3 separate regions of the Mus musculus genome follow, and all the other regions are linked to region 2. Evidence: chromatin loops called from intact Hi-C (ENCODE). Cell type or tissue: heart. All regions are shown on one strand. Links, peaks and the distances in the headings refer to the core of each region. The heading gives the core; the rest is flanking DNA. Region 1 overlaps Dnaic2 (dynein, axonemal, intermediate chain 2). Region 2 has its middle 21 kb from the start of Cd300lb. Region 3 holds the start of Rpl38 (ribosomal protein L38).

Evidence for each region. Peaks named below come from ENCODE experiments on the same cell type or tissue, not always from the same donor. Only the 100,000 strongest peaks of a DNase experiment are listed, where the experiment ranks them.
Region 1: it touches region 2 in a loop (6-fold over the local background); 29 of 42 quality-filtered maps call a loop at or near these places.
Region 3: it touches region 2 in a loop (3-fold over the local background); 10 of 42 quality-filtered maps call a loop at or near these places.

The regions. Positions count from the first base shown.
Region 1 is chr11:114,741,468-114,751,382 of GRCm38, forward strand. Dnaic2 (dynein, axonemal, intermediate chain 2) reads left to right here. Exons shown (of 13, transcript NM_001034878.3): 7 at 2,834-2,973; 8 at 3,588-3,710; 9 at 8,871-9,094. Among named protein-coding and RNA genes, the nearest start is that of Kif19a, 19 kb to the right of the region's middle. In heart, for the core only: a CTCF peak has its summit at 3,815 (motif pointing right); a DNase peak (open chromatin) is centred at 3,834; H3K4me3 peaks cover 535 bases; H3K27ac peaks cover 306 bases; H3K27me3 peaks cover 2,220 bases.
Region 2 is chr11:114,908,894-114,918,808 of GRCm38, forward strand. No RefSeq gene overlaps it. Among named protein-coding and RNA genes, the nearest start is that of Cd300lb, 21 kb to the right of the region's middle. In heart, for the core only: CTCF peaks have their summits at 846 (motif pointing left) and 4,128 (motif pointing left); DNase peaks (open chromatin) are centred at 4,188, 6,288 and 8,418; H3K4me3 peaks cover 335 bases; H3K27ac peaks cover 536 bases.
Region 3 is chr11:114,664,805-114,674,719 of GRCm38, forward strand. It overlaps Rpl38 (ribosomal protein L38), which reads left to right and starts at 3,776. Exons shown (of 4, transcript NM_001362918.1): 1 at 3,776-4,010; 2 at 4,102-4,162; 3 at 6,930-7,052; 4 at 7,461-7,529. The coding sequence starts at 4,008. The coding sequence ends at 7,486. It also overlaps the pseudogene Gm11689. In heart, for the core only: CTCF peaks have their summits at 3,627 (motif pointing right), 4,347 and 8,082 (motif pointing right); DNase peaks (open chromatin) are centred at 3,227, 3,757, 4,347 and 5,139; H3K4me3 peaks cover 3,189 bases; H3K27ac peaks cover 2,020 bases; H3K27me3 peaks cover 1,426 bases.

The DNA.
Region 1 (9,915 bases), core at 558-8,557, 170 kb before region 2:
GGATAATCCTTTTGTAAGGGGGCACATCTTAATTCCCCACGATGGCTAGGAGGATGCAATGGGCTGGGTTACACACAACGGGCAGGAGGGGGCAGCTGTGTCACACTAGGGGCCCCATATATTTCCCTGCCATATTATTCATTGTCTGAGCCATAAAGACTGCAGCGAAGCTAATGCCATGACTTATTCAGTAGCCCTCCTCACTCATTATTCATGAGTCCTGTCAGTGGCTTTTCAAACTGGCTCAGAACAGCTCAGCTCAGGGGCCCTGTGACCATAGGACATCTGTGATCGCAGGAACCACCTGAAGCGCTGCTCTGCAGAGAAATGACTCAAATAAACACATCTGTGGACCCGGCCTGGCCAGGAGTAAAGGTCTCCTGCTTAGGGACTACTAGGTCAAAACTTAGGAGCAAGTAAGTACGTCGGGTAGTTTATAAAACCGTCTTTCCTGGAAAGGGCTCTGTGGCCCTCTGGATGATGTGAAAGCCAGATACCTTGGGACAGGAAACAGGTAGGCTTTACCCCTCTGTTGGCAAAGCACAAAGACAGGGGTCACAGTAGAGACTTAAATGTGCCCCCCGTGAGTTTTCTTTTTAAAATTTTCTTTTAGTTACATGTGTGTGTGTTTGTGTGTGTGTGTGTGTGTGTGTGTGTGTGTGTGTGTGTGTGTGTGTGTGTGTGTAGGGATATGCGTGAAGAAGCTAGAAAATGCCATCAGATCCCTTGTAGCTGGATAGATGTAGACATTGCGAGCTGTCCACTCTGGAGGCTAAGAACCAAACTCTAACACTCTGCTAGAGTGGCAAGCGCTCTTAACCACGGGGCCACCTTCCAGCCCCCTCTTTACTCTATCATTAAAATGTCATACATGTGGTTTGTCTGTGTGTGGGTATCTTCGGCAGCTGGAGTTACAGGGAGCTCTGAGCCACCCAGGGTGGGTGCTGGGAACAGAACTCTAGCCCTCTGAAGGGTAGCGAGGGTTCTGAACTGATACTCCATCTCTCCCGCCCTCTTTTTTATTTTTAATTCACATTTTAAAAATGTATTGTATGGGAGGGTATATATATATGTATATATATACATATATATATATATATATATATATATATATATATATATATACACACACACACACATATATATATACATATATATACATACATATATATACATATATATGTGTATATATATATATATATATATATATATATATATATATATGTATACACACACACACACACATAGCACAGCGAGCACATAGAGGTCAGAGGACAACTTGAAGGAGGAGTTGGTTCTTTATTACCATGTGGATCTCAGGGGTTAAACTCAGGTTGTCAGGCTGTGAGAGGCACCCTTACCCGATGGAACTTCTCACTGGCTCTCTAAAAAGAGAATAAATTAGTAAATAAAAATAATAAAATTAGCACATAAATAATATATATTATTTATATAATAATATAAATAATACAATTCTAATAAAAATTAGCATTGCTATTCTAATTTTAGACTTATTTATCTTATTTTGTGCATGAGCGTACCTGCGTGTATATGTGCACCACATTATGTGTGTCTAGTTAAAGGTACAGGGTCCGTGGGAAGTGGACTTACAGATGGTTGGGAGCTATCAGGTAGGTTTTAGGAATCAAACCCAGGTCGTCTGGCTGGATGACAAGAAGTTTAACCCACTGAGTTACCTTTCCAGCTGCCCCTCCGAGAGTTGCTTACAGCAGCATGCTCATACAGCAAGGAGAGCTGCCGGTGCGTGACCTTGCCTGGGAGGACCTGGGCCTGTGATTCCCCTGTCTTAGATCCTGGCTCACCCCTTTTGCTTGGCTAGCTCTGCCTTCAACCTTAGTTCCCAGCCACTTTCCCTTCAGACCTTCCCCGACCAGAGCAGCCTCTCCACCTCCTGCCCTCACTCCTGCCTCTCCCGATACTGAGCCTGGGCCCATGCGTTTCACCAGGGTGTGGGGTGTTGCTGGGCACGGTGGAGCACGTGGAGCCTGCAGCCCAGGAGTCTTTGCAGTAGATCGTATGGTAGAAAATATAGGGTGGTTTGAACGTAGCCCTGATTCTAAAAATCCGGATGATTTCCAAACTTGGAAGCGTTGTCCCCTCCAACTCGACTCCTTTTCCAGATGAGAAACCGTGCCTCCTTCACAGACACTTGAGCACCCACCCCCAAACACAGCTCTCATCTCAAAGGGAAATGAGAGAGAGCTGATTCTAGAGTCAATATGGATGTCCAGGATCCAGAAGCTTGGACAATTTACCCCAGACACTAAGTTCCAACCTGCAAACAGTTTCACAAAGTTCTTAAAGTAGCACAAAAGAAAACCACTAACCAAGGGCCTTTCAGGTAGTAAGGTAGAGCCATAAATGTAGCACAAGTCTATAAACCCAGCACCTTGGAGGTGGAAGCTGGAGAGTTAGTAGTTCAAGGCCATCCTTAGCTATATAGCAAGTTGGAGGCTAGCCTGGGCTACATGAGACCTTGTCTCAAGAATCCCAAACAAATCAAATGAATGCCTACCCACCTCCCATGGCCAAATATTGGTGGTAAGAATAACAGGCAGGTAGGTTAGAACATTTGGAAACCAGTCTCAGGTCTCACACGTGTTATCTGATGACTCTCTTCTCGTTTCCTATTTTTGTGTATTTTGAGACAGGGTCTCACTATGTAGCCCTGGCTGGCCTGGAACTCACTATGTAGACCAGGCTAGCCTCCAACTCAGGGTGTCAACTCTCCCCAGTCACAAACCTTTAATACAGGTTTGATCGGTTTGTGTTTCTGGGACCTTGAGTTCACAGTCTGGTTTTCTCCCGTCAGCCTGCTGGGATACCCGGAAGGGCAGCCTGGTGGCAGAGCTGTCCACCATCGAGTTCAGCCACCGAGACCCAGTGTATGGCACCATCTGGCTGCAGTCAAAGACAGGCACTGAGTGCTTCTCAGCATCCACTGATGGGCAGGTACCATTCGGCAGACCCTGGAGAGGAGGAGAGGGAGGGGAGGGGAGGGGCCGTCCAGAGACCACTGCCTTATGTTCTGCCTTCCAGTACTTTGTATTGTATTGTATTGTATTGTATTGTATTGTATTGTGCAGTGCTGGAGCTGGAACCCGGGGCTTCATGCATGGGGGGGGGGGGGGGAGGGAGGGTTCTACCACTGAGCTGTACACTCCAGCCCCCTCTTTCTTGTGTTTGTTTGTTTGTTTGTTTGTTTTTGAGACAGGGTTTCTCTGTGTAGTCCTGGCTGTCCTGGAACTCACTGTGTAGACCAGGCTGGCCTGGAACTCAGAAATCTTGCCTGCCTCTGCCTCCCAAGTGCTGGGATTAAAGGCGTGCGCTACCACTGCCCGGCAGCCCCCTCTTTCTTAAACAACAACAAAAAAAAAAAAAAGGAAGGAAGAAAAGAAAGAAAGAAAGAAAGAGAGAAAGAGAGAGAGAGAGAGAGAAAGGAAGGAAGGAAGGAAGGAAGGAAGGAAGGAAGGAAGGAAGGAAGGAAGGAAGGAAGGAAGGAAGGAAGGAAAGAAAGGAAAGAAAAAGGCAGGGTCTTCACAGTCTCAATCGCCCTTCCCTGCCAGGTCATGTGGTGGGACATCCGCAAGATCAGCGAGCCCATCGAAGTTGTCATTATGGACATTTCCAGAAAGGAGCAGCTGGAGAACGCCCTGGGCGCCATCTCCTTGGAGTTCGAGTCTACCTTGGTGGGTGTTTTTTGTTCTCCCTTCCTCAACCTCGCTTGCTTGGGCTACGGACAGCAGGCATGGCACCTTGCCGGGCAACCTTACTCCTTGTGAAGGCTTTACCGCGATCTTCCAGCAGGGGGCAGCAGAGCACCTCCAGGAAGGCTGCCGTTGACACCAGCTTGAGGCCCGCCCTTCTGAGCAGAGGGGAGCTTTAAAACCAGAGAAGCCCAGTTTTAGGGGAAGATCCTGCCCAGAACCAATGTCCTCACTGCTTTGGCTTCAGTTGAGGCCCTAGGCTGGTCACTTCCCTTCCTCGGGAGGGGGGGGGGTGCAGGGGGAGGGAAATAAACGGGAATTGAGGAAGGAAAGAAGATCAGAGGAGCCAGGTGGAAAAGCAGAGCACAGACCCCGTTAGAACCAAGTCTCAACAGACAGGGAATGATAAAGAAACTCCCAAAGCCAGGAACGCAGATGCAGGCCTGTAATCCCAGCATATCTGAGCTGGAGGCAGGGAGATCAGGAGTTCAAAGTCATATGTAACAAGTTTGAGGTCCTGTTTTGTTTGGTTGTTGTTGTTTTTTTTTTAAGTCAAAACAAACAACAAAACAGAAAACAAGAAGCCAGAGAGAGCCTTTGTATTTGTACACAAATTTGACCTGAGTTTAATTCCTGGATGGAGCTATGGAAGGAAACTGACTCCGGGAAATTGTCCTCTGACTTCTACTTATATATAGTATGTCATAGTATTCATGGACACACACACACACACGGGGGGGACACAAGGGGGTTATGATGATCATGATGATGTTGATAATAAATAAAAATTTATTAACTCAAAATTGAAGCCAGAAGCAGAAAAATCACTGAAAATTCAAAACCGGCTGAGATCACAGAGAATTCCAGGCCAGCCAGGAGTACATAGCAAGACCATGTCTCAAACATACAAAAGCAAAGACCTATAAAAATAAAATAAGCTTAGAGTTTATCAGAGCAGTCTCAAGAGTGCGTCAGAAGCAGAAAATGGACGCTCTCCCCAAATCAAGGCAAGAAAATCTCTTTGCAGATGGGTCGTGGCTTAGGCTGGTCCCTCCTCTAAATAGCTGAGGCTCAAGCTTGGTGGCCCCACTCCTATGTCCTTGGCAGTGTCACTTATTTGGTTCATGGTCACATCATGCGTAGGACCTGGGGAGGCTCTGCCCTCACACCTGCCTCCAGCATCCCCAGCCACAGGCCAGAATTCACTTGCTGGAATGATGAGTGGGAAGGCAGCCACTCACCCCGAACTCAGGGCTTATCTGGGGGCGTTCAAGAAGACATTGTGCCCTGATGCTGCGATTTCTAGGCCACGTGCTGAATGTAATGTCCCCTCTTCTCCACAATGGTCCGTGAGTACACAAAGGTCCGTGAGTACACAGCCTTTGCCAGATGTCGGCAGCTGCCATGCTCCTGTTAGGCCGGGGTTTTGTCCCTGCCTCCCCACAAACGAGAAGAGTCCTGGTGACAGTAAGCTGAGGGCCCTGGCACTTGGCAAAGCTGGGACTTGAGCCCCAAGCTCTGATTCTGTGCCTACCCCATATGTCTGAGGCAAGCAGGCAGGGGGCTCTTCCTCGACCATTTATAGGTACACCGTGGCTGGCCTAATGGCTTGCTTCTCAGGGCCCCCCAAATTTGGTCTTTTTACTTCATACCCAGCCTTAGTAGCTCAGTATTCTCTCTCTCTCTCCTCTCTCTCTGTCTCTCTCTCTTTCTGTCTCTGTCTCTATCTCTGTCTCTGTGTGCTTCTCTCTTGTTACTGAATACTGAACCTGGGGTCAACCTTTCAACACTAAGCCACACCCCTAGGCTATGAATGAAACAAACCTCGAGGTTTGAAAGCTCATAAAATTATCACCTACTCCCTTAACCATTATTATTCATTGATTTTTAAAGATTTCTCTCTGTGTGTGTTCTGCTTGCATTTGTGTGTGCCACATGCAATCCTGGTACCTGGAGAGATCAGAAGAGAACACCCAGGAACTAGAATTACAGATGTTTGTGAATCACCATGTGATGTCAGGAGTCAAACCTGGCTCCTTGGCCAGAGCAACAAGTGCCAGCTCTGTAGGCCTGACAAACTGTTTGTTGTTTGTTTGTTTGTTTAAGACAGGGTTTCTCTGTGTAGCTCTGGCTGTCCTGGAACTCACTCTGTAGACCAGGCTGGCCTCAAACTCACATAGATCCTCCTGCCTCTGCCTCCCAAGTGCTGGGACCACCACCCAGCTTCCCTCTTAACTTTTTATTCTGGACAAGTCCCTTGTATCCCGGGCTGGCCTTGAATTTACTATTTTACCCAAAACAACCTCGATTTTTTAAAAATTACATTTTACATGTTTATTTTTGATGTGTGTGGTTGGAGACATGCTTGTCAAAGGACAAGTTGTCAGTTCTCTCCTTCCACTGTGCGCGTCTCAGGGATTGATCTCAGGCTGTCAAGCTTGACAGTTAGGGCCTTTACCCACTGAGCCACCTCCTAGACTCATGACCTTGAACTTCTGACTCCCCTGCCCCCACCATTTTTTACGTGCCAGGTCACAGGTGTTCGCCACCGAATCTGGGCTTAACCACTTTGAAGGGCAGTTCCGCAGTGCCCTGCCCACTCATAGCATTCTGTAGCCATCCCCACCACCTGGCTCCGGAATTTCCCCATCTTTCAAAGCTCTTTATTAAGACATGACATTTTTATTTACCTTCTGGTCAGAATAGAAAGAGCCTGGGAGGGAAGGAGCCCTGCCTCCCGTGTTACTGGCGAATATAATTTTACTTCCTCATAGCTGTGTGGGTTCTGCTGACTCGCGCTTTGACACGGTTCTTCCTCAAAGGATTCTGGTCATTCTTATGATTTCCAGAAAAGCTGGGCTTGGTGGTTTATGCCTTAATCCCAGCACTTCAGGCAGAGGCAAGCCTGTGAGTTCCAGGCTAGCCTGGTCTACAGAGCAAGTCTACAGGGCAGCCAAGGCTACATAGTGAGACCCTGTATCAAAAAGTAACCAAACCAAACCAACCAACCAACCAACCAACCAACCAAACAAAACCCCATCAAACCCCTTTGCCTTGCCCTCATTGTAACTGATTTTTCAAATGTTCAAAATGAACCGTAGGATCTCCTCCTCAAAAACTAGTTCTCTTGCCAGAACAAATATTATTCAAAATTGAAACACTGTACCAATGAGAAAAACAGGTCGGTGTCTTTCTCCCTGAGATCTTAGCAATTCTCATCACTCTCTCTAACTCTATGACCTTGCCTCCTTCAGGGACCTCTAAGGAGAAGGGTCATAGAGCAATCGTCTTCCTTCCTTCCTTTCTTCCTTCCTTCCTTCCTTCCTTCCTTCCTTCCTTCCTTCCTTCCTTCCTCCCTCCCTCCCTCCTTCCCTCCCTCCCTCCCTCCCTCCCTGTTTCCTCTCTCTCTCTCTCTCTCTCTCTCTCCCCCTTTTTGAAACAGGTAGTCTGGGGTGTCCTCTATGTATTCAAGGATAACCTTGAATTTCTAATCCTGCCTCCCCCTCCCCTCCTGACAACAGAATTTCAGCAATGCACAGCCATGCCTGTTTGTGTAGGGTTTGAACCCCGGTTTCCATGTCTACTAGACAAGCACCCTACCAACTGAGCTGTGGTCCTGCCCCTTCCTTATTTTGTTTTCACACTCTTATATATTTTTTATAATTTATCTTTGTGTGTGCATATGTGTGTGCGCACATGTGTGCGTGCATATGTACATGTGTATGAGCATGCATGTGTAGTGTACATGTGTATGTGTGTGCATGCACACAAGCATGCATGAGTGTGTGCTGTACTCTATGTATGTGTGCATGTGTGTATATGTGTGTGTCTGCAGGTGCAAGCATGCATGTGGGGTGTGTGTGTGTGTGTGTGTGTGTGTGTGTGTGTGTGTGTGTGTGTGATGAACCTGTGGAGGTCTCAGAGAGAATCTAGCTTGCAGAAGCTGGCTCTCTCCTTCCTCCTGGGTTCTGGGTACCAAGCTCAGGTTGTCAGTTTTGGTAGCAAGTGCTGTTGAGTCAGGTCTCCGGCCTTGCCACAGATGCTCACAGTAAGGTTTCTAGGCGGCAGGAGGAAGCACACCTGTAGTTCCCAGACCTGGGGGAGACAACTTGTGTCACTGGCCACCAGGTGGCTTCCTGAGGGCTGGCTGGCTACCTGTTCTAAGTTCACAGTGACAGCTTGAGCCAATTTCATTCTCCTGCCGGATATAGTTTCTGCACACTCAGGGAAACACTGTGTCCACTCTGGGCCTTGTTTATTCGATGTATAAACAAATATTCAAAATCCTTATGACAGCATTACCGGGGCTAGAGTGGTGGCTTAGTGTTTAAAGCACTTGCTATCCTTTAACTCCGGTGCTGTGGGAGAATGGAGACAAGAGGAGGATTGGGGCTTGCTGGCGGCCAGCCTATCAGAAAAGCAAGAATCCAAGTTCAGTGAGAGACACTGTTTCAAAGGAATGAGGCAGAGTGATAGCGGGAGACACCCAGTTTCTTCTGACTTCTGCGTACAAATGCATGCATGTACACACACACACAAACACACACCACATACACATGGACACACACAAATTACATATTCACACTGCCTATACATACTATACACACACTGCATGCACACATATGGACAAACACAAACACACACTGTACATATAAACTGTATACACACACATGGACACACCAAACACATACACACACACATGGACACACACACACTGCACACACACATGGGCATACGCCCAAACACACCCTGTTCACATAAACTGTGTACACACACTGCATACACACACACACACACACTGCACACACACACACGGACACACACACACAAACACACACTGTACATATAAACTGCATACACACACATGGACACACCAAACACACACATATGGACACATACACTGCATAGTATATATAGTAACACCTGTAGTAGGGTCCCCTGATGATCCTCTAGGGACCAGAAAAGCCAAGGATACCTTTATAAAGTGTGCCGGCCTCAAGAAAATTCCCAATGAGGCTGTGGAGTGGGATGGGACTCAGCCTGGACACAGCTGAAGCAGAAGTTCCCAGGCAGCCTGCTGGTCACGTGGGTCCAGCCTAGAGATGTTACCTCACGGACCTTCTTCTGTCTTCCTCTCCACAGCCAACCAAGTTCATGGTGGGCACCGAACAGGGCATCGTCATCTCCTGCAACCGCAAGGCCAAGACGCAAGCAGAGAAGATTGTTTGCACCTTTTATGGCCACCACGGCCCCATCTATGCCCTCCAGAGAAACCCCTTCTACCCAAAGAACTTTCTGACTGTTGGAGACTGGACAGCCCGCATCTGGTCTGAGGACAGTCGGGAGTCATCGATCATGTGGACCAAGTAAGGGGAGGGTTGCACAGGAGCAGAGTGTACGCAGGGGCCCACTTCAGAGGTGGACGTGGTGGGGGCTGCCGGATGCTTCCACTCAGCCCCAGGTGGGCATCTGGCTGTGTGAAGCCACTGACACCACACAGCAGGGGGTGGACACGGGGCAGCCCCCATACCAGGTTCTCAGGTTCTCAGTCTCCAGCATCCCATGCTGGATACGGCAGAGGAGCATATATTCCAGGGGGCATAATATTTCACCTACTTTTGACCAACCTTGAGGGATGAATCTACCTATCTCCCAGACAGGGTTTCTCTTTGTAGCCCTGGCTAGGCTTGAACTCAATTTATAGACTAGGCTGGCCTCGAACTCTCAGCAATCCGCTTGCCTCTGCCTCCCAAGTGCTGGGATTAGGTGTGGGCATCACCCTACCAAATAATTATTTATTATTTTATGTAAGTACACTGTCGCTGTCTTCAGACACACCAGAAGAAGGCATCAGATCTCATTATGGATGGTTGTGAGCCACCATGCGGGTGCTGGGATTTGAACTCAGGACCCCTGGAAGAGCAGCCAGTGCTCTTAACCGCTGAGCCATCTCTCCAGCCCCAAGGGATGACTTTTTGTTTGAGCTGGTAAGATGACTCACTGGGAGAAGGTGCTTGCTGCCTGGTGAGACAATCTGTGTTTGATCCCCAGAACTCTCTTGGGAGAAGGAGAGGACTGACACCTCCAAGTTAGCCTCTGACCTGGTCCACATGTGTGCTGTGGCATGCACGCACCCTCCCCCCCAACACACACACACACACATAAAAATGCATTTTAAAAATTATTA
Region 2 (9,915 bases), core at 759-8,758:
CTTAAAGAAGTTAGGGGTAAACAGTATCTCTTGTACTGAGGAGGTGAACATGTTTATAAAACAAGGAACAGGGATCCATTTTAACAACCCGAAAGTTCAGGCATCTCTAGCAGCAAACGCTGTCACCATTACAGGCCACTCCGAGACAGAGATGCTTCCCAGCATCCTCAGCCAGCTTGGTGCATGCAGTCTGAGTAGTTTAAGGAGACAGACTGAAGCTCTGGATGCCAAGGATGAAGTTCCAGATCTGGTGGAGAATTATGATGAGGCTTCTAAGAGTGAGGCAAACTGAACTGAAGCAACCTCTGAAGAAGGTGACTCTTGCAGAAGTTACAGGAACTGCTATTTTATGTCATGACTGCTTTTTAAAAAAAAATTTTTTTTTGTTGTTTATTATGGATCTGATAAAATCTAGATCTTTAATATTTTTTTTAGCTCAAGGCCCCCGGACACTGCAGCTCTTTTTAGTTTTCGCTTATACCTAGTTCATTCTTTGCAGCAAATTAAGCTGAAGAAGCCTGGGTGGGAATAAAGTTTGGAAAAGGTTAATAAAATTCTTTGCCAGTTTAAAAAAAAGGCACTTTACCTAGGTGATGGCATGTGGATTTTGTGTGAGACTCTGTGTGTGTGTGTGTGTGTGTGTGTGTAAAGTGAGTCTGAATTATCAAGGTATTTTCAGCTATATGTAAGAATGTGAAGAGAGCCTGTGCTAGCTGTTACTGAGAAGAATGAAGGAGTTGTGAAGATAGTACACTGGCTCTGAAGATGGACATACGGACCATGAGCCAAGGAGTTCAGGGGACCCCTGGCAATGAGAAAAGGTAGGTGAGGGGACGCCCCCTAGAGGCAGAAGGAGGAACAGCCTATCAACATCTTGATTTAAGAATTTTGATCCAATATATATCAAAAGATGGCCTAGTCGGCCATCACTGGAAAGAGAGGCCCATTGGACTTGCAAACTTTATATGCCCCAGTACAGGGGAATACCAGGGCCAAAAAGGGGGAGTGGGTGGGCAGGGGAGTGGGGGTGGGTGGATATGGGGGACTTTTGGTATAGCATTGGAAATGTAAATGAGTTAAATACCTAATAAAAAATGGAAAAAAAAAAAAAGAATTTTGATCCAGAGATGTAAGGTCTGTGTTGCTTTAAGACACTATAACCTATTGAATGGTTTTGGCGTCTTTATCAATAATCAAGTGTCTATAGGTGTGTAGGTTTATTTCTGGTTCCTAGATTCAATTCCATTGATCAGTGTGTCTGTCTCTGTATCAATTCCATGCAGGTTTTTTTTTTTTTTTTTTTTAGATTTATTTATTTATTTATTCTATGTAAGTACACTGTAGCTGTCTTCAGACACACCAGAAGAGGGAGTCAGATCTCGCTAAGGATGGTTGTGAGCCACCATGTGGTTGCTGGGATTTGAACTCTGGACCTTCAGAAGAGCAATCGGGTGCTCTTACCCACTGAGCCATCTCACCAGCCCAAAGTTTTGTTTTTGTTTTTTTTTGTTGTTGTTGTTTTTTCGAGACAGGGTTTCTCTGTACAGCCCTGGAACTCACTTTGTAGACCAGGCTGGCCTCGAACTCAGAAATCCACCTGCCTCTGCCTCCCAAGTGCTGGGATTAAAGGCGTGCGCCACCATGCCCGGCTTCCATGCAGGTTTTTTTTAATCATTATTGCTCTATAGTACAGCTTGAAATCAGGGATGGTGATTACCTCAGAAGTTCCTTTATTGTTGAGAATTGTTTTTGTTATCTTGGGTTTTTTTTCCATATGAAGTTGAAAATTTCTCTTTAAAGGCTTATAAAATTGTGTTGGAATTGTGTTGGGGATTGTACTGAATTTGTAGATTGCTTCTGGTAAGATGGGCTTAGGTTAATCCTACCTACCCACGAGTATAGACTCTTGGGGCTCTCAGAGACTGAAACACCAACCAAAGAACATACACAGGCTGGGCCTAGGCCTCCCCACACATATGTAGCATATATGCACTTTGGTCTTCATGTAGGCCCCAAACAACTGGAGCCGGGGCAGGGGGGCCCTAACCCAAAAGCTTTTGCCTGTATGTGAGATATGTTCTTCTAGCTGGGCTGCCTTGTCTGGTTTCAGTGGGAGAGGATGCCAGGGTGGGGAGATACCTGGGGGCCCCACCCACTCAGAGGAGAAGGAGATGGTGATGGGTAGAAGGATTGTGGGAGGGGGTGACGGAGAGGAGGCAATGAGCTGGATGTAAAGTGAACAAGTGAAAAATAAAGAAATAAAAGACACTATGACCAGCGACTGCAACTACGAGCTCTGAGCTTGAGTAGAACGGCTGCTGGTCAATGGGCCCAGCTAGAGATGGAGTCCCATGGGCAGTGGTGTCATAGGCAGCCCCTGAACAAGGTGGGCCCCAGGGAGGACTTGGCTCAGCCATGAGAAGACAAGCCCTCAGAGAGAAGTCGAGTGTCCTCAAGGCCTGTGAATTGAAGGTTCGGCTGTCAGCTTGTAGATGTCCTCCTTTCAATGCCATCACAGTGTCAATTAAATTCATCCCTGAGTCCCTCTGTGGTGGCTCACACCTGTGATCCCAGACAGAAGAACCTCAGAGGGTCTGAGGTTATCCTGGGCTACATAGTGAGGTGTAGGCTACAGAGTGAGTCTGTGTCTCTGAAAACAAACTAAACAATAAAAACAGTTTTAAAGTGAGTTTGAGAGAGGACCTTCAAAATATGGAAAGATTCAATGCTATGTCACTCAACAGTGAGGACAGGCTCTGAGAAATGAGTTTGTGGACAGGACTTGGAGCATGCTAGGCAAACACTCTCACAACAGAGGCCTGTCTCCAACACCCCCACCCCCCACACTATAGTTTTATATTCCTGGCAAAGCTGTAGGTGTGTTTATTTATACCACACTATACACCCGCAAGTAATGGTTTCAGCGACAATGTTAGGCAGCTCCGGCGTCACGAGGGAATAATTGTCATCTCATGACATTCTTTGAGATCCAACATCACATATGTGGTCTGTCGTTGACTAGATGTGGTTCTGTGGCTTGTGACTCTACCCGGCCATTTTGCACATATTCACGTAGATGTGGTCCTCATGTTCCTGCTCCCTCGGCCACGTGGATGCTGGGCTTCCCATTCTGAGCCCCCCTTTCCCACCCCTCAGTGTTTCAGGCCACAACTACCTCAGAGATCATTCTACATTCTCATGTAAGAATGGCAGCACCATACCATAATAATCCACTGCATGACTATGCTGGGTAAGTGTTCTACCACTGAGCTACACGCCCACCCCTTTAAATTCTTAGCTAAATTCAGGACTCCCTGAAACAGGCTCAGTGGTGGGTAAGACTACAGGAAGAGCAGTTGCAAAGCCCCCTCTCCTTAAAAAAATTAATTAATATTAATTAATTATGCTCACCGACAGAATCTGATGGAATGTATGTTAAGTTAGTCCTAATCCATCTGTCCAAAATTATTGCAAAGACCTAAAGTTTTAAACCATAACCTCAAGGCAGGATGGCAAGTTCAAGGTCAGACTAGAGTATATTAACAGACCTGTCCAAGGGGAGGGAGGGAGGGAGGGAGGGAGGGAGGGAGGGAGGGAGGGAGGAAGGAAGGAAGGAAGGAAGGAAGGAAGGAAGGAAGGAAGGAAGGGAGAAGGAAATGGTCTGAGGAACACACTGCCTTTTTGGCTGACTTTGCACTCACTGAGTGTGATGGTTTATATATGCTCAGCCCCTGCAGTGGCACTATTAGAAGGTGTGGCCTTGTTGGAGCAGGTGTGTCACTGTGGGCATGAGCTTTAAGACCCTCCTCCTAGCTGCCCGGAAGCCAGCCTTCTGCTAGCAGCCTTCAGATGAAGATGGAGAACTCTCAGCTCCTCCTGCACCATGCCTGCCTGGATGCTGCCGTGGTCATGCCTTGATGATAATGGACTGAACCTCTGAACCTGTAAGCCAGCCCCAATTAAATGTTGTCCTTATAAGACTTGCCTTGGTCATGGTCTGTTCACAGCAGTAAAACCCTAACTAAGACACCGGGCTGCCCCAGTGGTTTTGGGAGCTGATTCCACCTTGGAGCATAACTGAGGGATTGGACAGCCAATGTCTCCACCCTGTGGCCACTGCTAGAATCGCACATGTCTTGCTCTAGCTGTCCAGCCGGGACAGAGAATTTTGCATTTTCTGTGTCTTGCGACTGTGAAGGGGAAGAGCTTGAATTAAGAGGAAGGACAACAACCCTTGCCTGGCACTCCACTCCCCTGCCCTCCCCTTGATGTGGAAAGAGAACCCGAAACTTCCTGATCGCGCGTTTCCTGTGCTGTGCTCTGTTATCTCATCCTGATTCTTGACGTTTTCCATTGATTGCAGCCTGCCCAAGGGAAGGTCAGTCACTGTCCCTGTGGTGGGTATAGAAAAATGGGGGACAGAGTGATAGACAGTGAGGCAAGAAGATGCACAGATATTTTATTTTATTTTATCTTATTTTATTTTAATATCTCATGTACCCCAGGCTGGCCTCAAACTTTCCAGGTAGCAAAGGATGGCTTTGAACTCCTCATCCTCCTGCCTCCACCTTTCAAGTGCTGGGATTACAGGTGTGTGCCATCATACCCAGTTTTAACTGGTGCTGGGGATAGAAGCTAGGGCTTCCTACGGACTAAGGAAGAACTCTATTATTTAAGGCTATCTAAGTATTAGGCCTGGAACACAATGCCCAGAGGCCCCACATTGGTCCTTGTCACACGCAATGCCCAGTGTCCCAGCCATTGGTCCTTGTTGTCACCCAGACTCTCTTCCAGACCTGGACTCACTCACGTGCAGTTTCCTTGCTGCCTGCCCAAGCTTCCTTTGGATTAGACCCTACAAATATGGACCACGCAGCTCAGCAGAGCCCACAATGTACTTCTGAAACCCAAGAAACTGTCAAACCCAGAGTTCTCGACTGCCTGGGCAGAAAAGTGAGGAATGGGAATGGCAGAATCCATGGACACAGTTTAGTGGGGGCACCAAGAAGGATCATTGACCCCCCCAAACATCCTATTTATATAAATGACTTCCCTTCCTCTTTCCTTCCATCCATCTCTTCCTTCTTCCCACCAATACATAGGTCTTAGTTTTAAATGGAGACAGAGTCTCAAAGGGACCTGGAGATCAGCTATGCTCAGATGTCAACACTGTATGAAGAAATACCTTCAACTGCAAGGATAAAGCCAGCCAGGTGCTGGGTGTGGTGGCACATGCTTGTAATCTCAGGACTTGGGATCAGGAGTTCAAACTTATTCTTGGCTACACGTTGAGCTGAGGAGCCAGTGAGCAGGGGGGACAGGCCTCCTGCTGAGGTAGAGGTGAGCAGGCACCATGGTGGCTTCCTGAAAGTAACTCTCAAATGGTGAACAGAGTCTCATAAATAGAAGAGACCAGTGACCGAAGAAAAGATGTGATGTTTGTATGTCCACGGAGGAGGAGTGTGCATGACCCTCAGAAGTCAGAAAGTGGGGAGTGCTGAGAACAACTGGGGAGGCGTGAACCTGCTTGGATTTTTGTTTGTAAATAATTTTGAAGGCGCTGGGAATGTATTTTTAATGTTGGGAACGATTGAGGAATAATCATTGTAGAAAAAAAATGGAGAAGAGGCTAGAGACACAGCCAGTTACTAAGAGCATCCACATGGAGACTCACAACCGCCTGTAACTCCAGTCCCAGGGGAGCTGACACCCTCTTCTGCCCTCTGTGGGTGCTGCACAGTGTGGCGACAGACATTCACGCAGGCAAACAGTCAGACACATAAAATAAAGTAAAAGAAATAAGCTTCAGTGCCTGGAAATAATTAAAGAAAAGCTGAGCCACGCCGCACTCTGAGAGACCTAGAACACCATTCTTACATCTTTGAAACTTTCTCTCTATGCTGCTGACTTAATTATAGTTAGCTATAATTAGCAAAGACTCACCCCTGTGAATCTGCCCTCCTAACACTTTGGAAGTTGAGACAGGAGGATTGCTGCAAGTTTGAGGCCAGCCAGGACTAAAGAGTGAAGCCCTATCTCAATGAACAAACAAACAAACAAACAATAAACAAACATCTTAGTTAACGTGCCTTTTCTCCCATTCTCTATCATGCCCATCTTTCCCCATCCCTCCTTCCTGTATTTAGCTTGTGTTTATCAACTATCTGCAAGACCCCGGCTGGTGCCATAGCCCTGGGGATGGGGAAGTGAGGACATAAACAAGTTTTCTGCTCCCGGGCTTCTCCTTCTTCCTCCCACTGCTTGTCCCCAACAACGAACTTCTGGTGGTGGCTGCCACAAAGAAGAGTGCTCACGTGCTTCTGTAGAAATGAACTATAAAAAGCCTGGAGGGTGCGAGTTGACTCAGGGGTAAAAGTGCTTGCCTCTGTTTTGAGTTTAACCCCCAGAAGCCATGTTAAAAAGCTGGACGCAGTGGTGCAAGCCTGTAATGTTAACACTGCTACTGTGAGGTGGGAGGTATAGACAGGAGGATGTCCTAGAAGCAGAAGCAGTGGATAGAAATACATCTTGGTTTCATGATAGGAAGAATGCACATGGCTGTCTGTGTATGTTCCACCAAGCATGCTATTCTCCTGGATTCCAGTCACAGCTTCCTACTGTCTCTGGTTAGCCTGCCCCCTCTTTATGGTCAGGAAAGTGTCCTTCCATAAGGTCTTCAAGGCGAAGGTTTCGTATATTTTTTAGGTGGGTGGGGAACACTTTGTGTGGGACCCTCTCTCCCCATAGTTGCTCTGTGGGGTCAACTATGAAACGGTATTCACTGCTCTTAGGTGTCCTGTGGTGTCTCTGTGTGTCAGAGTCGGAAGAAGGGCAGTGTTGACTTTCTGTTATCCTGGCAAGTCTATATGTTGGGAAATTTCCAGCACTAGTTATTGTAGGAAGCAGACAATGGCTCTCGACACAGGCACATCACTAAATGAGTCCTAGAAAGACACATCAGAGTGTCCTCTCTCCTACATAATTGAATCTATGACATGTGGCATCTTGCTGCATCTCTGATAACCCAGGTAAGTGGCCCAGTGACTGATGGATAAGATTAATGTCCAAAGGGCTGGAGAGATGGCTCAGTGGTTAAGAGCACTGGCTGCTCTTTCGGAGGACCTGGGTTAATTCCCAGAACTCACATGGTGGTTCACGGCTATCTGTAACTCCAGGTTCAGGGGTCTGATACCCTATTCTGACCTACGTGGACCCCAGGCACATACATGGTACACATACATACATGCAGGCAAAATATCCATATACACAAAATAAAGACATAAAGTTAAAAAGAGTAATATCCAAGGTGGAGGTCCAGCCAAACAGCTTTGTCAAGGGGTCACACTGGGTGCCACAGCTGTACACAGGGACCTTTTGACAGGGACTTTAAGCTGTGACTGGTGGGATTTCTGTCACTTCCTTCTAACCCTATGCCAGCAGCACTCTATCTTCCTTTGGCTGATGCCACCTGAGGATACCCTGAGATTAAGATGTATCCTCCCCAGAGTCAGAGAGGGGACCCGAGTTAACACTGGAGAAATGCCTGTTCCCTGATGAATAGTTTTAAGGGATAAATTGGCAGCCAAATAATACAATATTCCTCCCTCCCTCCCTCCTTCCTTCCTTCCTTCCTCCCTTCCTTCCTTTTTTCCTTCCTTCTTTTGTTAGTTATTTAGTTATTTATTGATGGATTATTAATACATTGGCAGGAATATAGCTACTGGATTTGTCACACGCATCTGGAAAGCAGTGATCATCTAGGCTTCCTCTATGAAGAATCAGTTCCCTCATAGAACCTTTTGTTGAAGAGAGAAACATTACCTTGTCCTGGAGACTGAGCTGAGAGGCTGAGCTGAAAGGTCAAATTTCCAAGACTGCATCCCACAGAAAACTCACACTCACACACAAAAAATGCCATCTGCAAAATATCAGTTTTATGCAGGAGAGGGATGCTTTAGTGTGAACCCTGGGCTCTCATGATGGGTCCCTGTTGAGACAGGATGAGAGAGTGAGGGGCTGCTGTGCCCACACACACTAAGGGGCAATATGTGAAAGGTCCAAGAGCAGAGCAGAGTTCCAGCAAAGCTTGCTCAGAAGCCTCCTGCCCAACTGCCACACCCACAGTGAACTGGCAGAGGATTCTGCACCTGGTTGCGAGGTGCTCACACTCATCTTATCATTGGTTTGTTTAAAGGTGACCCTATGAGTCTGAACCAGGCCACAACAGTTCAAGGGAGATGTGGAAAGAGTGCCTCATGGAATGTTTTAGAAGAGACGGTTCATCTCTTCCTTGGAAGCCACTGGGGCTGAGTGTGATGACGGTGTGCTGTGTGCTTCCTGGGAACTAGGAGGAGTCAGTGTTAGCACGAAGGTAAAGATGGCGACGGCCAGAGAACAGGAAGGAACTTGCATCAGCCCACCCACAAAGGCCCCAACTAGACTGGCTTCAAGTCCTGCATAGTCAACAGTGAGAACATAGAGGAAGTGGTGGCTGCCCTGAGCCAAATGCCCGAACCAGGAGGCTCTTCAAGGAGGGGAGCTTAATGTGGTAGATTCAAAATCATCTACCTAGGAGCAAAGTAGGAACATGAACAGATGAGAAACAGTTAAAATATAACTGGGGGGCTGGAGAGATGACTCAGCGATTAAGAGTGCTACCTGCTCTTGCAGAGGACCTGGGTTCAGTTCCCAGCACATACATGGCAGCTCAGAACCATCTGTAGTTCCAGTTCCAAGGGCTAGGGTACCCACATTTTGCTTCTATAACACCAGGCATGCATGAGGCATGCATATATATATATAGACAAAACACTCAGAAACACAAAATAAAAAGTGAGTGTTAAAATATAGATGGTTTACCTTATTGCTGAAGACATCATGTGGGAAGCCGTTGCAGAGTGGCAGTTACAGAGTGGCAGTTGCAGAGTGGCAGTTGCAGAGTGGCAGTTGCAGAGTGGCAGTTGGCTACTGCTGGCCACCACACATACATAGGCAGTAAAGGTTCTTTTGCCAAGATGAGGTTTTGAGAATTAACCAAAGTTAAACAATCAGATGAGAGACAAGTTAACCAATCAGATGAGAGACAAGTTAACCAATCAGATGAGAGAGAACACCTCTCCTAGGCCTATATAAGCAGCACCAGTTCTGGGCTTGGGGTCACTTCGCCTCTGTAATCAAGCTCTCCCAATAAACGTGTGCGGAAGGGTCCTGTTGCAGCGTCGTTCTTCCTGGCCAGTCGGGCGCATGCAAGAACATCACACAATGCAATTATAGGTCACAAAAGAATAAAGCTGGAAGCTTCTCCTTAGAAGCTAATAGTGCAGGAAAGCGCTATGTACGTGATGGGGATACTTACCCAGGGGGACGATCAGTGGTCTTACCCAATATAAACTTTGAATATTACAATATCAACCTGTCAGGCAAGACGGACTCACTGATGTAAGAGCGGCATGGCTGTTTTGAGCGTACCTGGTGGGGTCTGGGAATCACCGCACAAACCACTCAGACACCAATCTTGGTCAAATAGGGATGGCTTATTGAACATCACATCCCAATACTGATCCATCAGGGATGCAGCCCAGACTCGGGAGCTGAACTGCGTCCTTGATCTGGACTGCATCCTTAAGTTAAGATCCTACAGGGCTTTTAAGTCCCAAATCTACAATCATGTGTGCCAAGTGATTCCACCAATCAGGATTTAGGGATGGTGGTTTCCTTAGAAACATGCCTTTGTTGTACATGCATCCTGATTCAGTTGGTTGGGGTATTCAGTGGTGGCAGGGAACTTGCCTTGTCTAACATTCATGTCTTAACATACCAACCAGGATGTCAGTTACCCACATACATGTCTCTTTCTGCCAAGTAGGAAGCCAGTTCCCAGGGAGGTAAACTTTACTTGACCCCTACTCAAAATGG
Region 3 (9,915 bases), core at 953-8,952, 240 kb before region 2:
CCACCAGACACTGCAGAAATTATAAAATCATTACCTCAGAAATACAGAAGGAAACCTGTGTCTCAAGAGGAAATGGAGTTTATCCAGCATGGGGGTCCAGAGTGATCGTGTGGCTGCTGCTTGTCACCAGGCAGAAGGATTCACTTTGCAATAAAGGACTTCCACAAAGTCAAATGAAAAGTCATACATTAAACAACCTTAACAAATATGTAAGCAGAATGAAGTATAGAAACTCCAGGTGGTCACTTGTATCTCCTACATTATGTATCTTGGTCAGCTGCCCCACAAGCTGCCCTGTACACTTATTAAAGTCTACATTTAAAGAAGAAGAAGGAGGAGGAGGAGAAGAAGGAGAAGGAGAAGGAGAAGGAGAAGAAGAAGAAGAAGAGGAAGAAGAAAGTTCTACCTTAGCCGGGCAGTGGTGGCTCACGCCTTTAATCCCAGCTCTCAGGAGGCATAGACAGGTGGATTTCTGAGTTCAAGCAAAGCCAGCCTGGTCTACAGCGTGAGTTCCAGGACAGCCAGGGCTATACAGAGAAACCCTGCCTCGAGAAAACAAAAACAAAAACAAAAAAGAAGAAGAAAAACAAAAAAAACAAAAAAAAAAAAAAAAAACAACAAAAAAAAAAAAAAAAAGAAGAAGAAGAAGAAGAAGAAAGTTCTACGTTGTCCTTGCCCTCAAAGTCAGTACAAACACAGGAAGAGTTTATCCCCAAAGGACCAAAGGACATAGCTCAGTTGATAGAGTGTTTGCCTAGCATGCACAAGTCCTGGGTCAAGACATCAGCACCAGGCATGGTGGCTCATATCTGTAATGCTAGCACTCAGGAAGTGGTGACAGGAGGTTTGCAAGCTCAAGGAGGCCACCCTCTGCCTCTCAGGGAGGTCATCCTGGGCTATAAGATATATCCTGTCCAAAAAAACCAAAAGAGCCGGGTATGGTGGTCCACACCTTTAATCCCAGCACTTGGAAGGTGGAGTCATGAGATCTCTGTGAGTTCAAGGCCAGCCTGATCTACAAAGCAAGTTCCAGGAATACCTAGATCAACACAAGGAGACCCTCTCTTTAAAAAACAGAGCTTACCCCCACCATTGCCACACAGCCTATACGGAAGGTGTTAGCATTTCCTCTAGACTCCGCCCAACAGTTACTTAGCCAGGAGCCAGGCATTTAAGGGTTGTCTGGGCTTTCCTTCTCCCTCCCTCCCTCCTTCCCTCCCTCCTTCCCTCCCTCCCTCCCTCCCTCCCTCCCTCCCTCCCTCCCTCCTTCTCCTTCTCCCTCTTTCTACATGTTCCCAGCCTGCCTCTTCCCTATTTTCTCTTTCCTCTTTGTGTCCTTCTCGGTCCCCTTCCTCTGCCTCTTCTCCAGACCCCCTTTCCAAGTCCCAAATAAAACTTCCTTTTATTCTGGGCCTGCTAAGGCACCACCTCCCACAGCACCATATCATGCTTTATAGAACATATCAGGAGGGACAAAGGGGCTGGGGGGGGGGGGGCATCGGAGCTGAAGGTCTGGCCCCAAGTAGAAAATGGAATGGGTTATGAAGGGACACTGTAATACAGCAAAGACGTCCCCGCAGACCAGAAGCACCAGCAAGAGGCTCTCAGTTTGGCCAAAAGGACAGTTACTTGAGGCGACAGGAGGCAGAAAAGACCCAAAAGGCATTTGCCTGAGTCACTATAAAAGGGGTTGCTTGCCTTCTCCCCTCTCTCTTGTCCTCTTGTTCCTGCTCTGTCTTTTTGTCCCTTACCCTCTTTCTCCCCACTCCCCATTCCCTTCCCGCCTCTCCCTCCAAATGCTCATGGCCAGCCTCTTCTCTGTCTGTCTCTGTCTGTCTCTGTTTGTCTCTCTGTCTCTCTCTGTCTCTGTCTCTGTCTCTGTCTCTCTCTCTCTCTCTCTCTCTCTCTCTCTCTCTCTCCTCTACTACTCTCTCAACTCCCCTCTCCATGCCCTGAATATACTCTATTCTATACTGTAGTGTGGCTGGTCCCTCAGGGGGAAGGGATGCCTCAGCATGGGTCCGCGGAGGCACCCCCTTCCCCACACCCCCACCAAACATTCCTTCTCTGTTGTGGACAGCCCGGGGACCTAAAAGTTTAGGGTTGGGAAAAGGGTCTGCCAGGTAGGGACTGAGGGATGCTGGGAAAAGCTGGGGGCCAGGCCTGCTTTGGTGTGTAAAATACACCTCAGCTGCTTGTTCTGGGGTCTGAAACCCAACAGTTACCAGCAGTCGCCGAAGCACAGCTCTGTTCTTGAAAAAGACTCCTGCACAATTAGTTTTTCTGCCCCGTATCACCGGGAGGCAGGAGCTCCGCGAAGGGAGCGGGGAGGAGAGAAAGAGGTGAGTTTGAAAACCTCACGGTTAAGCGCTCATCCTCCGGGGTGGGGGTGGGGGGGAGGGGTGGGGGGGAAGGCTCTCCACAGTAATAAGTACAAGGCAATTACATTCTGTTGTGAGTTATTAAATTGGGGGGGGGGGGAGACAAACATAATAAAATGGAGACATTTGTAGAGCGGTTGAAATAAAATAAAAGTGGTTGAAAATAAAACCACTACCTAAAGTTTCCTGGAGCCTAACCTTCAAGGCATTATCATAAAGACTAACAAAGTGCTAAGGAAGTTAGAGCCGGGCGGGAACCCAGTCGGCAGACGGAAGCAACGCTGCCTTCCCAAAGCTGTCACTTCTTACATGTCTAAAGAAGCAACGTAGCCGGGCGTGGTGGCGCACGCCTTTAATCCCAGCACTCGGGAGGCAGAGGCAGGCGGATTTCTGAGTTCGAGGCCAGCCTGGTCTACAAAGTGAGCTCCAGGACAGCCAGGGCTATACAGAGAAACCCTGTCTCGAAAAACCAAAAAACCCAAAAAAAAAAAAAAAAAAAAAAAAAAAAAAAAAAAGAAGCAACGTGTGGTGAGAGCTGGCCTGAGCTGTCTGGCCAGGGGAGGCTCAATTCTTGACCTGGATAATGGGTCTCAAGATGCAATAAAGGAGCCATTTCTGATTACCCAGGTGGTTGCAGAAGTTCTGCCCTGCACGCAAGTGAGGCACATAGTGGCTCTTTGGACTATCATTTCTGCTGGGCCTGTTATAAGCATGAAGAAGGTAGGTGACCCAACCCCGTCTCAAATAAACAAATACATAAATAGCCAATCACTTCTGGACCTGGAGCTATCGCTCAGTCCTAAGAGCACTGGCTGCTCCCCCAGAACACCGGGGTTCAGATCCCAGCACCTACGAGGCATTTCACAGCTGTTTGTAATTCCAGTTCCCCTGGATCCGATGCCCTCTTCTGGCCTCCATGAGCATTGCATTCATTTAATGCACAGATATACAAGCAAATTAAATATACACGCAATAAAAATAAAATGTAGCCGGGCGTGGTGGCGCACGCCTTTAATCCCAGCACTCGGGAGGCAGAGGCAGGTGGATTTCTGAGTTCGAGGCCAGCCTGGTCTACAAAGTGAGTTCCAGGACAGCCAGGGCTATACAGAGAAACCCTGTCTCGAAAAACAAAAAATAAAATAAAATGTAAAAAAAAAATAATAAGATGAGTGACAGAAAGAGGGGACAATAGGGGAAAGGATAAGAAGGGAGGTGAGGGTGATGCTGGCAGCCTAACGCCATTGCTATAAGAAGCTGCACTACTAATCTGAACCAGAAGAGGGCAGGGCTGCTGAAATTGAAATGATGAACGCATCCTTTCTGGTCCTTTGCAGACACCGTACTCAGTTTCCTCTGTTGGGCGGGGTTAACCGTCCGGAAGCGGAAGCCTCGTTCTTTCCCCGTTCTCTTCGGTTCTCATCGCTGTGAGTGTGCTGGGCAGGTGGGGAAGGGCGTTCAATCCGGGGCGATCCGCAGCCGGGGAGGGCGCAGGGAGCACGGGTGTGCGGGGAGCGAGGGAGGGAGGAGGGAGGGGTGCGGCGGGCGGATCGGGGAAATAGGATCGCGGCCGGTTAACTCGGGATTGTACCCCGCAGGTGCGGACGCCAGAGCCGAGCCCGCGTCGCCATGGTGAGTGCGGGACGAGGGACCGGGGCGGGCTTGGGCGTCCCCCGGACGCGCACGTTCCCCCGGCTCATCTTCTGTCCCTCCTATGTTACAGCCTCGGAAAATTGAGGAGATCAAGGACTTTCTGCTGACAGCCCGGCGGAAGGATGCCAAGTGTAAGTGCGGGCTCCCGGGAGGCTCAGGGCGAGCCCGAGGGACGGGCGGAGGGAGGCATCGGGCGGCTCGGAACAGCAGGTTATGGCGAGCTTGGCGACCCAGCGTGTCACACTGAGGTTGGCATTGCCACGTGTGCACACCCCGATCACAGCGAGCCTTGTAGTTCAGTACCGGGCTTGCCCGCGTGGTGGAGTCCGGAGAATCCCTGGGAGTTAGAAGCTCTCCAGGGCTGCGTAGCGAGACCCTGTCCTTAAAAAAAAAAAAGAAAAAAGTGTCATTTACCAGTAACCTTCAGCTTCCAAATAAGCGAGTGCGAGGTGACGAGACAAAGCAGAGCCAGTGTGCTGGCCCAGGTCTGCCTGCTTAATCTCGGGCCGAGGCAAGAGAACTGAGCATCCAACGCTATCCTTGGCCTACATAGCAAGGCGCTTGCTTCTTCCTGCGCTGGGTTCGCTCCTGCTCGGCATGAGCTGAGATTCAGAGCCAGGCCTGGTGCACAGACTGCAGTCCCCGAATTCCGGAGGCAGGGACAAAGGGATGGGGAAATGCTAGGCTCTCCTTGGTTACATTGTCTCGAAAATAGATTAAAACAAGCAGGTTCAAAGTTGTTTGTCGGCTCCTGCTGCTTTCTGTATTGTTCTTTCATACACGAAGAGGGAATTGTCTGCTACTTAAAGGATGTTTGGGGAGGATGTGCCTAGCGAGAAACCTTGGGTGATGTTATCTTCCCATGGCAGCTAAAAAGAGGTCTGGTCTTCTACTGTGTGAGATAGCCCTATGGGCCTTCCTTTTCCTCCCCAGATCGGACTTATAAACATCAGATAATGAGCGGAAGTAGACCTAGGTGGGCAGGAAGAGCCTTTGCAAGGTCCTTAGGTGTACTCTGTCACGTCAGACAGGCTGTTGCCTCTGATGTGGTTGTCTGTGGGCCGGCGGCCACCGGCCTGGCGAATGTCTCCTGCTGGTGGGCACAGTGGGGTTTGCTGGTGTTTTCCATCCGGCCTGTAACATTTGGCACTGCCTTCTCAAGTCTCAGCTCGGCCACGGGCCACAGTTCTTTTCTCCTGTTTAACTTTAAGAGTGTGGAATCAGAGGTCATGCCTCCAGATTGCTGAGGTCAACCTAGCAGGCCTGTCAGTTCCTTAATTAGTTAAGAAAATGAATCAAGCGTATGGGTTAGGAGAAATGCCTTTGGACCCAATTTCTGGTGGGTTTGGTTTTGTTTTGTTTAGAAATAGGCTATATGGATCTGGAATAACATTGGCACTCACCTTGTAGCCCAAGCTGGCCTCAGATCTAGAGCTCAGGGAGTCTCTCTCCGCCTCCCAAGTGTTCGCGGATTGTAGACCTGGGCCGATATTTCTGACTTGTTTTCCCCCTTATGTTTTTGTTTATTGTATATGTGCACATGTGGAGGCCAGAGAGGATCTTGAGGGTGTTGGTTGTCCTATGGGGCAGATCTCAGGAACCAGACTGGGGTCATTGGGTTTGACACTGGCTGTCTTTACCCACCCAACTATTACACTGGCTTCTCTCTAACCTTGAACTTCCTGGGTCTCCTGGGGGCTGGTATTACAGATGTGTGGGAAGCCCTAGTCAGCGCTTCTTCTGTGTGGGGGCACCACATTGAGTTGGTGGACACTGGGCTGCTTGCACATTTTCTGTCAGCCTGACGCAGCATTTATTTTTGGATACTTACCCAGAAGTGGAGTCGCTATATGGCAGTTGGACAATGCCCAGGGGCTGAGACTGTGAGGGCCCCTACCTAGCATTCCTCGAGCTCTGGGCCGTTTCCCAGCACTGACCTAACTGGACAGGGAAGGGCACCACTTTAACCCCTGTGCTTTTGGTTGGAGGCAGAAGGATCAGAGAAGTTCAAGGTCCTCTGCCACACAGTGAGTTCAGGACCTGCCCGGATATGTGGAACCCTGTCTCAGACCTCACTCACCTCCAGAGAGGAGAGTTAGTATTCAGGAGTGCGATAATGGCTGGGGCAGCATAGGGTGCTGCCATCCATGTCTGGACTTGGTAAGATGGAAGCCAGAGTGACCAGTGCCTTGAGCACCAGTGCCTGGTGAAGGCTGTTCCAGCAGTAGTCAGAGGTGGAGTTGAGAGAACCTGTGCACGCAGATCACACACAGCTGTTCTGTGAGGTTAAGACCAAATGCCTGTCTCTGGTTAGGTGCTTGAGTCTGAAGCATTAGGCCCTTTGATGCTTTATAGAGCCCTTACTACTGCTGCAGAGTTTGGTTCCCAGCATCCTTCCGCTCTAATCTGCCTGTAGCAGTGACGACCTCTTCTGCACCCAGGCATCTGCACCCACGTGCCAGTGCCCACACACGGGCATGCGTTTACACATAACTATAAAATAAGAGCCAGGTTCCACAAAAGTGTAAGAGGTGCTTCCCTGCACACTGGAATGGAGCATCCTAAAAGCCATCCTGTGCATCCAGTGTCCTTGTATGGAGAATTGGTTGCCAGAAGTGGAAGGCTGGAAAATTATTAACCAGAGAAGATAACTCATTTCTTTCCTCTATAGGCTATCCTTTTAGAAAGGTCATGGGTCATTCTAGAATGTTCTGCGGTGCTGTGTTTAGTGTATTGAGTGCAGGTTTTGTGTGCATGCGCAAATGAATTGAGTAACCCCAAGACTCACTGAGCAGAGGGAAGTCTGAGGTGGCGGTGACTGAAAATTCCAGCCACTTAAGAACATGACCTGTGTGATTCTGCACCAGTTCTCATCCTTAATTGTGGTTTCCTTGGCAGCTGTCAAGATCAAGAAGAACAAGGATAATGTGAAGTTCAAGGTTCGCTGCAGCAGGTACCTTTACACCCTGGTTATCACAGACAAGGAAAAGGCAGAGAAGCTGAAGCAGTCCCTACCCCCGGGTGAGTACGCCTGAGGGAGAATAGTGGCATGGGCAGCATTAGGGGAGCCACTTTGTGGTGACTGTGAGGTGTCTGCCATGACTGAGTTTCTTAGGTTCTATCTGATCCCAGAAATGGCTTCCTTGGTCCCAGGCAGATTATAATCTATTTAATTCTCAAAAGGACCTACTCTGAGTCAGGCAGTGGTGGCGCATGCCTGTAATCCCAGCACTTGGGTGGCAGAGGCAGGCCGATTTCTGAGTTAAAGGACAGCCAGGGCTACACACAGAAACCCTGTCTCGAAAAACCAAAACAAAAGAACTGGTTGATCTGATTGACAATCCTGGGTTTGCAGAGGGAAGGGCCTTGTAATGCGCCCTGGTAGCTCCGGAAGGAGTCATGTCAACCATCAATCTTTTCTTTCCCCAGGTTTGGCAGTGAAGGATCTGAAATGAACCAGCCCTCTGCGTGTGACTATTAAAAACCCTGAAAAGTGTTTTGTGTGTCCTCAGTCTCTGGTGGGGAAGTGGTAGTGCTGTTGAGATAGTGCCACCTTCTGCAGCCCACATCTTCAACTGGGATCTCAGTGGTTGAATCGCCTTCCTTTTAGCCTACGTTTGGGGAAACTTTAATACCCTGGGAAGGCAATTGGAAGAGCTTGCTCTTCATGGAGGGGAGCTGGTGTATACTCCCAAGGCTTGGAAGTGGGCCTTGAGATGGGTCACCTGAGATGAATGTGGGAGAGGGAGAAGCTGCCAGATGAGCCGTCCTTGGAGCCCCTGGATGCAAGAGTGTTCCATTCTGTAAGACTGGAATGTGAAGTCAAGAAAGCATGGGCTTCCGCTGTGAATGCTGAAGAAAGGATGGTTTCTGTGGGGTTGCCTTACCATGGACTGCAGAGTGGGCAGGGGTGGGGGATCCGAGCCTCTGGGCACTGCATCGCACCCGGTACACATACATGCATACAAGCAAACAACATGACAATTTTCAAGAATTAAAAAGGGACAGGCAAAGTCAAAGCCACTGGGCCTGCCACCAGGTGGCACTCTACCGCAGTAAGTAAACCCCGTAACTGAGGAGGGGGTTGTTTTGAGATAGCACATGCATCCCAGGTGCTGACTTTGAGTCCACCCTGCCCCCACCTCCTGAGTGCTGGGACCATAGGTGTGCAGTGCCCAATTTAATGTACTGCTACTGGGAGTGCTTTCTGCTTTTAGGAAATGTACTGCAGCAGGCTGAGCTAGATGCTTAAACAAGCAGGTTGTAACCAGAAGTAAAGATCTTTCTGGAAGAGGTTTTTGCATATGCTGTGAGCTTTTTGGGGAGGCATGGGTTTTGTTTACCCCGGGGAGTGGGTGGGATGGGAGTGTGGTTGCCTGGGATTCCCAAGGGAGACAGTTTACAGCTTTGGGTGTTTTGTTTTTGTCCCCAGTTCATTTCTCAAAGGCTCCCTCTGGCTCCTAGGAGACTGACTTTGTCTGGCCTTGTGGTCTGCTGAAGGCACTTTTTCATGCAGCGCCTCCTACCCTGCCAATCCTGAGTCACTTAGGGTGTGCTTCTGCGGTCCAGGCTGGCTCCAGAGACTGAATAATGTCTTTGTGCCTTCAGGTGATGGGCTCACCAAGGCTGAGGGCCCAGCCTGCTCTTCAGTAGTACACTCCTGGTTGGCTTCCCTCACCTCTGCGTCAGCACACATCTGGAATGCCCTGGCACTGAGCTCTCCCTTGGTGGCCATGTATTTATTACTACTCCCTCTGACTCTGCACCAGGTTCAAAATTAACAGGGAAGTGAGCAGAGGCATCCTGGGGTCACTGAGGGCAGGTGTGCGGGACACCGGGCAGCACCTCCCTGCCCTCGGGATTCTGGCTAAGGCTGTATCTCTTGCCTGTGACTGAGGTTCAAGAGGGGCCTCTGGGAAGTTGCTTCACATTTCTCTGCTTGGCTACAGGGGTCTACATCAGGTCCTAAGGCTGAGGGCACCTAAGTCAGCCCTGTGCTTCAACTGCCCTCACTTCCCTTACAAGGTTCAGGCCAGCCTGGGCTACATTGTTCCAGGAAATCAGGACTATAGCAAGACCTGTCTTACTAGAAAAGACTGGGTGTAGGCCTATAAGTCTTAGCTGTACAGGGATGTGGGCTTTTCAAGTCCACAGAACATTTCCATCAACTCAGAAGCCGCTCCCCGACCCTGGCCACTGGGAAGCAGCCACAGCCCAGCCCGGCCCTTGCACTGCAGATCTTGGGGTTTCCTGACTGGATTCCCTTTCTCCCCTGCCCATTAGTCCCTCACCCCACAAGATTTCTACCCACCATGGAATCCTCTGGAGACATCAGCCTAACTGTTCCCTGTGGAGGCACCCCCCAAGCTAGCCACCCTCATGCCAGCTCAGGACAAAAGCACTGGACGTGTTTATAATCACCGAGGTTTAGAGCCTCCCCTCCCTACTAAACACGTGGAAAGACAGGAAACTGGAAAGAGACTTTGCTCATCACTAGGTGTCCTAGGCTCGGGAGGATTCCTAGACAATCCTGGACTAGCGAGACATCTGTGAGAACAAGGTGGGTTAGGGGGTTGATGGTGCCTCGGCTGTCCGGGGCAGATGTAGCAGCCAGGCTCTAGCAACTATAGAACAGAGCTGACTGTGAGAAGTCCTAGCGGCCAGGGAGCAGGGAAGCACTCCTAGCAAGGTTCTTTGATAGAGCAAGAGTGCCTGTTTTAGGGGCACCACAGCACCTAGTTAGAAATTCTCCCTGCCCTCTCTGGGGTCTCCTTTCCTTCCTCTGCCTGCAGCACTAAGCATCCTCCCTCCAGCTGGCTCCCCAGCGCTGTGCCCAACCAAGCCTGGCCCTGACTTGGCTCTCGAGTTTGCCACCTAACGTGTT